Regions from separate parts of the Homo sapiens genome. Here region 2 is linked to region 1. The links are chromatin contacts, found by Hi-C or POLR2A ChIA-PET in ENCODE. All regions are on one chromosome and are shown on one strand. The core of a region is the stretch at or near the end of the contact, and the rest is flanking DNA. Distances in the headings are between cores, read along the strand shown.

The links. Hi-C counts contacts between places; a loop is a spot of excess contacts on that map. ChIA-PET counts read pairs that join two places held with the same protein, here RNA polymerase II (POLR2A). Pooled maps may share reads with other maps.
Region 2: a loop to region 1 is called in a map of PC-3, with 4 times the contacts of the local background. The contact joins two enhancer-like sites. A Hi-C loop is called at or near these places in 2 of 168 maps with a recorded cell type or tissue (PC-3 and endothelial cell of hepatic sinusoid) and 10 of 50 pooled maps. POLR2A ChIA-PET finds 5 or more read pairs at or near these places in 3 of 52 experiments (CD4-positive, alpha-beta T cell, GM12878 and WTC11).

The regions. Positions count from the first base shown.
Region 1 is chr10:51,830,937-51,836,857 of GRCh38, forward strand. All of the region lies in intron 4 of PRKG1 (protein kinase cGMP-dependent 1), which reads left to right. Among named protein-coding and RNA genes, the nearest start is that of CSTF2T, 130 kb to the left of the region's middle. Within about 2 kb of position 2,220, at least 3 of the 41 ENCODE cell types and tissues checked have a DNase peak (open chromatin) inside an H3K27ac peak, as active enhancers do; they include PC-3, where a contact is called at or near this core.
Region 2 is chr10:51,876,934-51,883,282 of GRCh38, forward strand. The region is part of intron 4 of PRKG1 (protein kinase cGMP-dependent 1); the gene reads left to right. Among named protein-coding and RNA genes, the nearest start is that of CSTF2T, 180 kb to the left of the region's middle. RefSeq lists enhancers at 2,478-2,547, 2,648-2,707. Within about 2 kb of position 2,403, at least 5 of the 41 ENCODE cell types and tissues checked have a DNase peak (open chromatin) inside an H3K27ac peak, as active enhancers do; they include PC-3, where a contact is called at or near this core.

The DNA of each region.
Region 1 (5,921 bases), core at 970-3,469:
TACTAAATCTGTGCTACCTTTCTTTTTTTTTTGCCTTTTTCCTTACCAGTTCCACTAGTTAACCTCTACTCATCTAAAACCATTATCGACTGAGGTTTTTATGAGACTAATGTATGTTTTCCCAGTAGTACATTCATTGTCAAAATGAACATCATTGATAGATCTTAGTGACAACTTTGATATGTGGCAATTCCCTGTTCTTAGGTATATTTAAGAGACACAAGGCCTTATTTTTATTTATATATTTATTCTACTGAAATCCAGAGTACTTTTACAATTTAACCCTTAGCCCAAGGTATTTCAAACAATGTGTCACTTATTTATGTATTTATTTTTTTCTGATAGCAGAATCATTATATGTTCATGGTAGAAAATGTAGAAACTACAGGAAAGCATGAAGGCTAAAATAAAATTAAAAACCACTTCAATGCTAACCCCAGAAAAAAAAAATCACTGGTAACATTCTGGTCTATTTTAAACTTTTCTCCCTCTACCAGCCAAGAAAATGTAAATGAGACAAGGTGGGAATTTCTTCATGTAAGAGGAAAACAATAAAACAGAACAAAACAAAAGCAAGAAAGAATAAAAGTAGCCTGTGGGTAGAAAGACAACCCAGACCTTTTATGGCTGCTCCGTAAATTTTTCCAAGACCCAAGTTACTCATAGTTCACTACTATTCCATCCTTTGAGTTCACTATATTCCTAGGGTACCTCATTTTCATGGCCCAAGATGGCTAATCCAGCTTATCTCTTATCTCTGCATTCTGGCCAGTAGGATGGAGGAAGGGAATTGAATGAGGGCCCATCCTCGGCCCTTAAAAGAGGCTTTCTGAGAACTCCATGCTTCTTCCATATACATTGAATTGTCCAGAATTTAGTCACCTTGTTGCAAAGGTAGGTGGGCAAGAAGTAGGAGTCTTAGAAAGAAAGGAAGAATAGGAGAATAAATGAAAGAAACTATCAATTTTTTGGTAGGAATTCTCTCTAGTTGGTGGGATTATGGATGACTTATTTTTCCGTATATGTATATATTACATATACTTGTATTTTCTAAATTTGATATAATAAGTGTACAAAGAGGTTTAAGAAAACTGGAAAGAGTTAATTTCTGTAAGACAGGTGAAAATATCAGGCATTTTTCAGTTGTTTAAAAATAATCAACTGTTTTCTTTTTAAAAAAACTTACATAAAAGTAGTGCTGATATTTCAGCTTGAAGAAAGTAAACCAATGCTCTATAGAGGCTAAGAAATTTTCCAATATCACAAAGCTTATGCATAATGGAAACTGTCAAGCAGTTAAAAAGATCTCATTTTAAATTCATGCTTATTACACAAAGCAACAGTTATTCCCTCAAAGGAGGGAAACTGATGTTTATTAAGCACCTTCATGTGCCAGGTGCATATAGCATGTATATAAGATTCCTGGTCTACTTAATTATCTAAATCAAGGTTTGGCAAAAATTATCTGTAAAAAGTAAGACAGCAAATATTTTAGGCTTTGTAGACTAAGATGCTGAATCAAGAATATCATTTGGGTATTTACATCACAAAAAATAAAATAAATGTCTTTTTCTTATTTTTTCAAGCATTTAAAAATCTACTCTAAGGGTGAGGGGAAATTTTTTTCCACCCTCTGTAGGTATGATAATTTTAGTTTCTGATAATTTTAGTCTCTAGAATAAACTGACAGTAAGTGAATTAACAGGAGAAAAAGCATGTACATTTTTTATGTGCATGTGCTTGAGAACATCACAAAATATAGCTTAAAGAAGGGTCCCATGATTGAATCTTAGACAGCAATTTGCATTACAGAAAGAAATAGAAGATTGGGGCTTCTCTGAAGGAGGTGGCAACACAAGCTATGGAATGGTGAGGGGAGGAAATGCATGATGATCAAATATTGTCTTATCGCACAGATAAAGTCTCTCTGGTACGGCCCTCAGAGGAATAGGTGAAAAGTCTATCTGGGTTTAATGCTCTAGTTATGGAAACTTTTAGTCCCTTCTCCTGTGATATGAATAAATCTTGCCTGGTTAATGTCGATTACAGGGAGGGGGTTCACAATTGAAAATAGAAATCTAGGGAGGTTTTAAGCAGTGTTTCTAGGCCCTTTTCTACTTAAATGATGTTGTGATTGTCTCCTTAAAGAAAAGGCTCATTGAATGCGGTGTATTAGTCATGAATGGCAACAAATCTGCCCACACAGGAGGGACCTGACTTGCTGAGTCATGCACTCAAAAGCAAGAAATGACAGACTGCAACTGGAGTTGACAAGAAAGGGCCTTGTATAAAGGTGTCCTGTGAATTGAGCAGGACGAGTGAGGTTGCTGAGTGACGTAAAATTTCATTGGTTCTCAGTAGCTAGGCGTTTGAAGAACCTCAGTAGGGATAGTCATTGAGCATATAGTAATCATCACTCCTCTCTGTTGAACTCTCAGTGCTTGCCAAGCTTATTGCATAGCTAGTTGTAAACTTCTAATTTTTCACAACAATGCTGATAGGTATGTATTATTCCAAATTTATAAATGATGCAACTGAGGCTCAGCAAAATTAAATCATTTCCAAGGTGACACATTTATAGGTAGTAGAGCTGCATGGAAACGTGAATCTTTATTTATTTTTATTTTTAATTGACAAATAATAATTGTATATGTTTATGTGGCACAATGTGATATTTTGATACATGTATACATTGTGGAATGACCAAATCAGGACAATTAGCCTATCCATCACCTCAAATATTTATCATTTATTTGTGGTGAGAACATTAAAAATTAACTCTTTTAGGTATTCTGTAACATATAATACATTATTATTAATTACAATCACCTTGCTTTGCCACAGAAGCCAGAACTGATTCCTCCTATCTAACTGAAACTTTTACTTGTTGACCAATGTCTGCCCTTTCTCTGTCTACCTTCTTTTCCTCCACTCCAGCCTCTGGTAAACACCATTCTACTCTATGCTTTTATGAAATTGGGTGTTTTAGATTTTACATATAAGTGAGATCATATGGTCTTTGTCTTTCCATGCCTAGCCTGTTTCACTTAATATAATGTCCTCTAGGTTCATTCAGGTCATCACAAATGACAGAATTTCCTGTTTTCTTTTTAGGGCTAAATAGTATTCCATTGTGTATAGGGCTAAATAGTATTCCATTGTGTATACAGACCACAGTTTTCCCCCTTGGATTACTTATTTTCTTGTACTTTAGTCAGACGCTTCCCCAAATGTGTTTCAATCTCCATAATGGCCTCTTTTCCAAAGAGCTGAAACTGTGCCCTGCCTCTTATCATCTTTATGATACCTCCTGCCCTCTAACATAAAATATTTTAAAAATAAATACTGAAACAAGAACTTAGATGAGTTTTGCAAAACAGAACTGTGTTCTAGGCCTAAATTTATTGAAAGTAAGGGAGGGGGGCAGGTGCCATGGCTCACACCTGTAATCCCAACAACTTTGGGAGGCCGAGGCAAGAGGATCTCTTGAGCCTAGGAGTTTGAGACCAGCCTGGGCAACACGGAGAAACCCCATCTCTACAATATATACAAAAATTAGCTGGATGTGGTGGTGCATGCCTGTAGTCCCAGCTACTTGGAAGGCTGAGGTGGGAGGATTGTTTGAGCCCCAGAGATTGAGGCTGCAGTGATTCATGAGTGTGACACTGTGATACTACACTCTAGCCTGGGTGACACAGTGACACCCTGTCAAAAAGAAAGAAAGAAGGAAAGAAAGAAAGACAGAAAGAAAGAAAGAAAGAGAGAGAGAGAAAGAGAAAGAGAAAGAAAAGAGAAAAGAAAAGAAAAAAGAAAAGAAAGGAAAAGAAAAGAAAAAAGAAAAGAAAAGAAAGTGAGGGTATGAAAGAGCAATGAGTCTATGGGGGTACGTCCACACCCAAGGTCATCACATTGCATGGGGCAAGTGAGATGGAAAAGGGTCACTGAGTCTTGGGGCCTCCAGAAACATCAGAAATTAATTGATTTATCAATTGGGAAAGTCTTAGAAAAATGTATAAAGACATATTGTCTGTACATAGGAGGCATTCACTTCCCCTCAATGTAGACTAAAAAAAGATGAAAGAAAGCCCATAAGCCCACATTAACCAAACGCACACACATGAGAAACTCCAAGTGTCCAGATTAACACCCTCAGATAGGCACTTGGTGTTTTCAGCTCTGGGGCTGGAGAGAAGATTATGGGGCTTTGGCTTACAGAGACAGAAGCTTCTGTCCCCAGAGAGGGGACAATAGCTTCCGAAGTCTCTGGCAAGTGATCTGGCAGGTGGTACTTGACAAGCTGGATGGGAAGGAAGTGCTGTTTTGAAGAAGATTCTCCCCTCCTTCCATTTCACCAAGACAGTGACTTGCAGAAAGTTTGTGTCCTATGCATTTCTTGAATATAGAGGACTGGCATTTCTAAAGAGCACATCTCTGAAGGGACAGATGCTGGCCATTTAAATGTGGGCTTTGCATGTTGTGAACTGACTGGTTCTGTGCAGTAGGACTAGGTCCAGTTTGCTATTAACAGTTGTATTTGCAGAGCCCAATACTCTCTCTGGCACTTAGTACGCACACAACAAATGTTTGCTGAATGGTTGAATAAAGTAATCCAGAATGAAAATATCATTTCCCCATGAACATAAATTATAACTTTTTTTCATTGGTTATCAATTATATCACATTTTAAAATCCTTTCTTCTGTTGACAGACACTTGTTTCCATATCTTGGTTATTGCGAATAATGCTGCAATGAACATGGGAGTGCAGACATACATCTATTTGTCATATGAATTTCAATTCCTTTGGATATATACCCATTAGTGGGATTGCTGGATCATATGGTAGTTCTATTTCAAATTTTTTGAGGAACCTCCATACTGTTTTCTATGATGGATATAGTAATTCACATTCCTGCCAACAGTATACAAGGGTTTTCTTCACATCCTCACTGATACTTGTTATGTTTCATGTTTTTAATAATAACAAATTTAACAGATGTGAGGTGACATCTCATTGCGGTTTTAATTTTCATTTCTCTGTGATTAGAGATGTTGAGCATTTTTTTTATGTAACTGTTGCCACTTGTATATTTTCTTTTAAGGAATGTCTATAAATACTCTCCTGAATAGCAAAAACAATCCTTATCAAAAAGAATTAATCTGGAAGCCTCACACTACAATATTTCAAAATATATTACAAAGCTACAGTAATCAAAATAGCATGGCACTGGCATCAAAGCAGACACATCAACCAATGGAATAGGATAGAAAACCCAGAAATAGATCCACACATCTATGGTCAGTTGATTTTTGACAAATGTGCCAAGAACACACAATAGGGAAAGGGCAGTCTCTTTAATAAATGGTATTGGGAAAACCATTAATAGATATCCAGTGTATGATTTGCAAGTATTTTCTCCAAATCCATGGATTTTCTCTTCACTTTATTGTTTTCTTGGCTGGCAGAAGGCTTTTTAGTTTGTTGCAATCCCATTTGTCTATATTTGCATTTGTTGCCCGTGTTTTGGGGTCATATCCAAGAAATCTCTACCCAAAGCAATGTCATGGAGCATTTCCCATATGTTTTCTTCAAATAGTATTCCAGTTTAAGGTTTTACGTTTAAGTCTATTGTTTATATTGAGTGTATTTTTGCATAAGGAGTGAGACAAAGGTCTATTTTCATTCTTTTGTATGTGGATAAGGGGTATACACTATCCAAAATATACATACACTATCCAAAATATACAAGGAACTCAAAATATCCACTAACCAAAAAACCCTCAAATAATCCTATTAAAAATAAACAGAAGATGTGAATAGATATTTATCAAAAGAAGAAAAACATAAGTCTTTAACTCAAATCTCATGACCCTTTTAATATATCATACTGCTGCTTATGCTACTGAACAATGACCCAGAGG
Region 2 (6,349 bases), core at 1,153-3,652, 46 kb after region 1:
AAAACTCCATTGACTACCTTTCCTTCCCTACCAATGGTTATTGAGATCAGCTCACAGATAAACTGTTCACACTCAAATCCTTGGCTCAGATCTGCTTCTGGGAGAACCCCACATAAAACAAAACACTCTGGCAGAGTGTCCCTTTTTGTGTGTGAATTTAGGTCCTTTCTTAGGATTGTCTTTCTCCCCCCATGCACCCTCCCATGTTGCGCAAACTGGTGTTGAATTCCTGAGCTCAAGCAATCCTCCTGTGTATCTGTGACTACAGGTGGTGCACTACCACCTGTACCCAGCTTTCCAGATTATCTTTCTTTTCAGGAGGTTCAGCCTGCCATGAATACTAACATCATCTGATTAACTGTTTTATGATCCAAGCTAGATTCTCACCTAAACAACTTTAAACAACCCGATAAGCTTTATTTTCAGATTTTTTTTGGTAGGATTTCTATACTTTCCCATCAAGTAAGTGCATGATGGTATCTAAAGAACTCTTATTGCCTTGCTTATCAGTGCAAACAGGTACAATTTGTTGAGCAGCATTTTTCTGACAAGAATTTGTATTTGATTACATATTTTATATTTTAAAGCAGTTTAGTTTTCAAAAGCTCATGCTTCCAAGTAAAATATGCATTTTTAAAAACCTCAAAATTCACTTCTTTATTACCCCAGCACTCAATCTCTGTAATCACTGGCCTATAACCACCGAACATCTTTCCATAATAGCATTTGCAACAGAAATGTAAAGAAGATTGAACCAATTTCAAAAAGATTACACCAAGAGGATTTTTCTTCTGAAAGATTTTTGCCCTATTCTTTAAGACATGCTGTTTCCTCAGGTTATACTCAACTAACTTTCCCATAAAGATAATTTGAAGTATATTCTCTTTTTTCCCAACTTCCCACCTCATGGTGGCAGCATCCAGATTAGAATTACTTTTTTAAATGAATGTGTCTCACAATTAGGCCAACTTAGCACACTCAGAAAGTAAGATGAAATTTCAGAAAGATACCACTACTACAATAGTTGAGGAATCAGTTAACACTGGAAATAAACTTATTGCCCATGTGTATGGATAAATTGTCCTAGAAATATGTATTTTTTACTTCTCAGGATAGCATATGACTAAGTTAACATAATTCAATTTTTAAAAAATATTTTTAACATGCTACCAAGTATATATTAGACATCATTAACCAGAAATGCATAAATAATGTTTAACAGTGTAATAAATAACATATATAATTTAAACATGTATATATAAATATAAAGCAATATATATGTGTGTGTGTGCATGTATGTATATATGTGTGAATATATGTGTGTGTGTGTGTATCCAGCACTGCTCACCATTAAAGTATGAACACTTTATTATTTCACAACTATTTTGATTGGCTCAATATACTATGTTGAACAGGGGGAAGTTTGCTTTGATGTGTCAGTAAGAAACCTCCTCTCAATATGTAAGTGGCAAATCTATACCAAATGGATAACATCAGTCTAGAAAGTGGATGTAAAAATATTCAGAGCAAATTAGCTGTCCCTATACCAGATAAAACTACTCATACAACCATTCTAAATGATTTTCCTTGGTGGATCACTAAGAAAAAAAGTTTTATAAGAAAGGACCCTATCCTTATACCATAGGTCTATGTAATCATCTTTCTAAGAGATGCCTAATTGCTTGAGGTCCTCCTTTTCTGAAACTACTCACCATCTAATTTTGTTACTCCCCAGAGTCTCACCAGAAGGAGAATACCAACAGTTTCTATTGAAGGATTTATTCCTGTCACAAGCCATTTTCCTTTCTTCCCATACTGACTAGAGCTGGCTATTTGGTGAATTCCAAATGAGCTTCCACCTAAGTAGCTGTCTCTCATAATGAGTTTCTGTCAAAGAGAAATCAACATACAGAGAGAACAGACACACACATATTGACTTTAATGCAGTGACAAAACAAAGCATTTGAGTCACTTATTTAAGAACCAGACCTCTGCAAATGGAACTGGCATGTCTAATCCCATTATTGCCAGCTTTCCCACACAGAGGCAGCATTACTGACCTATCTATAACTGTCCAATAAGTCCAGGGCCTTTGGTTTCTGTCCTTGTCAACCTCTAAATATTTCAAGCTGACATCAAAACAGAATAGGCAGGAGATAGAAAGAAACCAGCATCAACATGTATTTGCTTGTAAATATCAATTTGTTTTTGGCTGTAATCATCCTTAAGTGGACTTCTGTGACATGATCTGGGCTTTTAAAAAATAGCAGAAACCTGGACTATAATATATTTGTAAACATTTTATCCTTTGATTAGTTTTGTTTTGCTTTCACTTTGCTATGTAACTGTGCTGTTAGTCTTAAGATGAACTGGGGTGAGTTCAGGGCTGACTCAAGGAGGCCCATTTCATTTGAGTCACCCTGGGATGAACGAGAAAAGTTGCTGGCCTCAAGTCTCTTACTATCCCTTGGGAACCAAACACATACAGAACTATGATTCATGTCCATCTGTGAGAAGTTGTAGACAGAAGTATAAAGTGCTGTAAGAGCCTGAGGCACAGAAGAGGGAATTGTCTGCAGACAAGGAAACTACCATGAGTCACTTTCTCTGAGGTTTTCTTTTTTACTCAAGTTCTGTAAGTCTACATCTCTCTCAGTGTGAGCAACCCAACTGAGCTGTTAGAGCTATGTGTCCATGACTTTAAACCTGCCTCCCTTGGTAGGAAACAAAAATCCTATGTGTAGATTTAGTATATAGGTCTTCTGATGCCACCATCCAGAGCTTATCTTTCCTCCTGCTGGCTTGAGTGTAGGTCTCTGAAGTTAGGGAAGTCAACTGCAGTTTTTCCTAGATAACAGTGGAATTGAATGCCACCTGTGGGCATCTGGGTTCTGAAATCCGATTGATGTTACTCAGTGGAAGGAATTTCACAAATATACTACCTGAATCCCACAGCGGGCCACTATGGCAAGCAAGGAAATTGTAGCCACTATGTAAAGAACCTCAGGCTGTGGCCTGTGCAATTCTAGCAAGCATCCTTTACATGGAGCAGAATGTAAGTGAGATTTCTGCATTGCACAGTACCAGCCTGCACATCCATTGGATATTTGCTTCTGGACGTATTTTCTCAGCCTCCACCTTTTACATCAGAAAGAGATACCTCGTTTGCACAAGAAAATTTTATTGTATTTGATTAAAAAATATTTTGTGTGATACTATATGTTTAAATTATGGTTTACATTTTACAAAGTATTTTAGTCATTATAATTATCTTAGGAATTAAATAGAAAGTAATTAGCCCATTGTCCATATGTAGAACTGAGCTAAAAAAAAAAAAGATTAAATAATGTGAGTTAGTTGAAACTTACATTATGTAATTGAGTTAGAGCTCAATTATTATGAAGCTTGATGACATTTTGTCAGCAAGGTCTGGGGTGGAAATCAGCCCTTGTGTCTGGGACTAAGTCTACTGGCTCTGCTCTGTCTTACCTCCTGAGTACACTTCATTGAATAATGGTCTGCTCCACTGGAATTGCCAGGTCCCCATTTTTCCATTTAAGAGTTACTATCTTTCTGGTTTCCTGTGGGGAATAAAGCTTTGTAAATAAGAATTATGGAATAATCTGAGAATCTTAGAGAAGGAGAAGCTGGTAACTAATATAAAAGTCCTGTATTGGTTTTGGCTGTGTTAATCTTTTAAAAACGTCCTCCTCTAAAAAATTGTATCCACTCATATCCTGGATTTAAAATGCAAAAGATATTCCCCAGTAAAACCTCACACTGATTTCCCACAAATGGAGAGGAGGATGGTAAATTCCAAGGACAAGAACACTAATGTATGAGGCAAGAGACACAGTTTTGCTTTTGGCTCTATTGCAATCAACCTATCGGTTCATCAATTCAAGAATTAAGTATTGAGTATCTTTAGATGCCAGAAATTGTGCTGGGTGCCTTCAGTAAATTTTTAGGTTAGAAGGAAGGCAGACATTAAACAAATAACTACCCAAGTAATTATAATTATAGAAAGTGCTCTAAAGAAAAAATAAAAGGCTTGTATAAGAGTAAATGACAAGTAGGAGTTACTTAGAGAAAAGGGGGGCAGATAGTATGTGGGATGGGTGGGGGAGGGGCCTCTGGAAGCATAGTTCAGGTAAAGAGGGCAGCATATGTGAAGATCCTGTGCCCCAGGTTATATTTGAGAATTGAAAAGATCAGAGTGACTAGAGTAGTGCGCATGAAGGGGAGAGGGCTGAAAGTTAAGATTAGAGACATCAACGGGAAGATCATACATGGCCTCAAATAGTGTTTCACTTATCTACTGAGGTATAACAAGCTAACCCAAACCTTAGACTGTTAAAACAACAATTTGTTATTTCTCATGATTATATATTAAATAATTGTGCATTGGCTGTGCTCAGCTGAGTGGTTCTTGTGCTCCACATGTCAGCTGGGTCACTAAGCTGCATTCAGCTGTGAGCTCAGCTGGGGTTCTACTTATGTCTGTGGTTTCATCTGGGTGGCTGAAATAGCAGGAAACTGGCTTCTTCCACATGATCTTTCATAATTCAGTAGTCTAGCTGAGCTTCTTGAAATTTGAATGGATTCAAAAATGATTGGAGCTGATGGTACCAGGCCTCTTATCACCTAGCCTTAGAACTGGCATAGCCATTCTATTTATTAGTTAAGGCAAACCACAAGGCCAGCCCAGGTTTAAGGGGGAAATAGACACCATCTATTTTTAGGAGTTGTGCTAAGCCTTTAGACAGCGGAAGGAAAAGATTTGTTTTGAGGCAGTATACCATATAGATAATTTTAAACATTTTGGACTTGAGATTTTTATTATTTGTTATAAATATAGCATATTTGAAATGCCTTATTTATTGTAGTCTTCACAACAATATAATGAAATAAGCAACATCATGATACTCTTCTTAAGTTAGATGCATCACAGAACTCTTAAGTGGCAAGACCAGGCACCAACTGAGCCCTAACTCAAAGCAGTCTGTTTTTGACCACCATGCTGCTGCATGACCATTTTGCTGATTCTCAGTCATAGTTCTTTCATCTTTTCAATGATGAAATCCATGAGGATGACTAAAATGTGTGAGGACTGTAATAGGCAAAGCTATCATATGTAAGTTTAAAGCATAAAAAAAGTCCACCTTTGGAAAATCTCATTGTTAATCCACTCCTTGATACAGTTCAGAAAATGAATTAATTAATAACTTAGGAACAAAAGGAGCTCATTAGCCCTAACTCCCTAAACCCATCTGCTATTATTGTTAGAAGCTGAGATTCCCAAAGTCCCCCCAGACAAATGGAGAAACATTATCAGTGACATTAGGGGCTCTTTCTCCAACCAGGTACCCTTGCCAGTTGCTCATTTATTTCTAGAAATCTCAGACATGTCTCATGTGACTTCATAAATAAATCTTCTTGCTACCACCTGGTGTTCACAACTTTCCTTCTCTCCTACGCTAGAATTTTTTAGTGAGATTTCCTTCCAGATCATCTACTGCTTCTAAAGCCTCATTGTATGTTAGGTGCTGAAATGGGAAGATTGCTTCTTTATCCTTTGTGTTTAACTCTATTAGAGTTACTGCCTCCTTACAAACATCCTGATAGTTTGTAAGACTTAAAATGGAAATATGCAAGTCACATAGAGGAGGGAATTTGTATTCTTCGCCCCTCTATCCCTAGGATGAATCTGAATGGCAGTTACCAGGCAGTCTTCAGAGCTTTTTCTTTTCCCCTGTTGACTGAGGCTTGGATATTGATTTGAACTTTTCTGATTCCATCTCTACTTAAGATGAATTTTCTCTCAGAAGAGTCATCAATCCTTCATGCCAATAGACTTCTGGTAGCTACACTACCAGTCTGCCAGACATGGTCAGATATGTATGAGTACTGGGATCTACAATTTAATTTAAGCTTGAGCCGTTGTTCTCAGTGTACTATCATGTTATGTGATGTTTACTTTCATGTGTCAACTTGATTGGGCTAAGGGATGCCCAGAAAACTGGTAATACATTATGTCTGGGTGCATCTGTGAGGGTGTTTCCAGAAGAGATTAGCATTTGAACTGGTAGTAAGTAAAGAAGTCCATCTTCACCAATGTGGGCAGACATCATCCAACCTGTTGAGGACCTGAATAGAACAAAAAGGTGGAAAAAGGGCAAACTGTCTCTTCCTGAGGGACATTCATCTTCTGTCTTCAAACATCAGCACTCCTGGTTCTCTTGCTTGAGGATTTGAACTACAACTTATACCATTAGCTCCCCTGGATCTCAAGTACTTGGACTCTAGCTGAATTACACCACCATCTTTCTGGCTTCTGCAACTTGCAGAT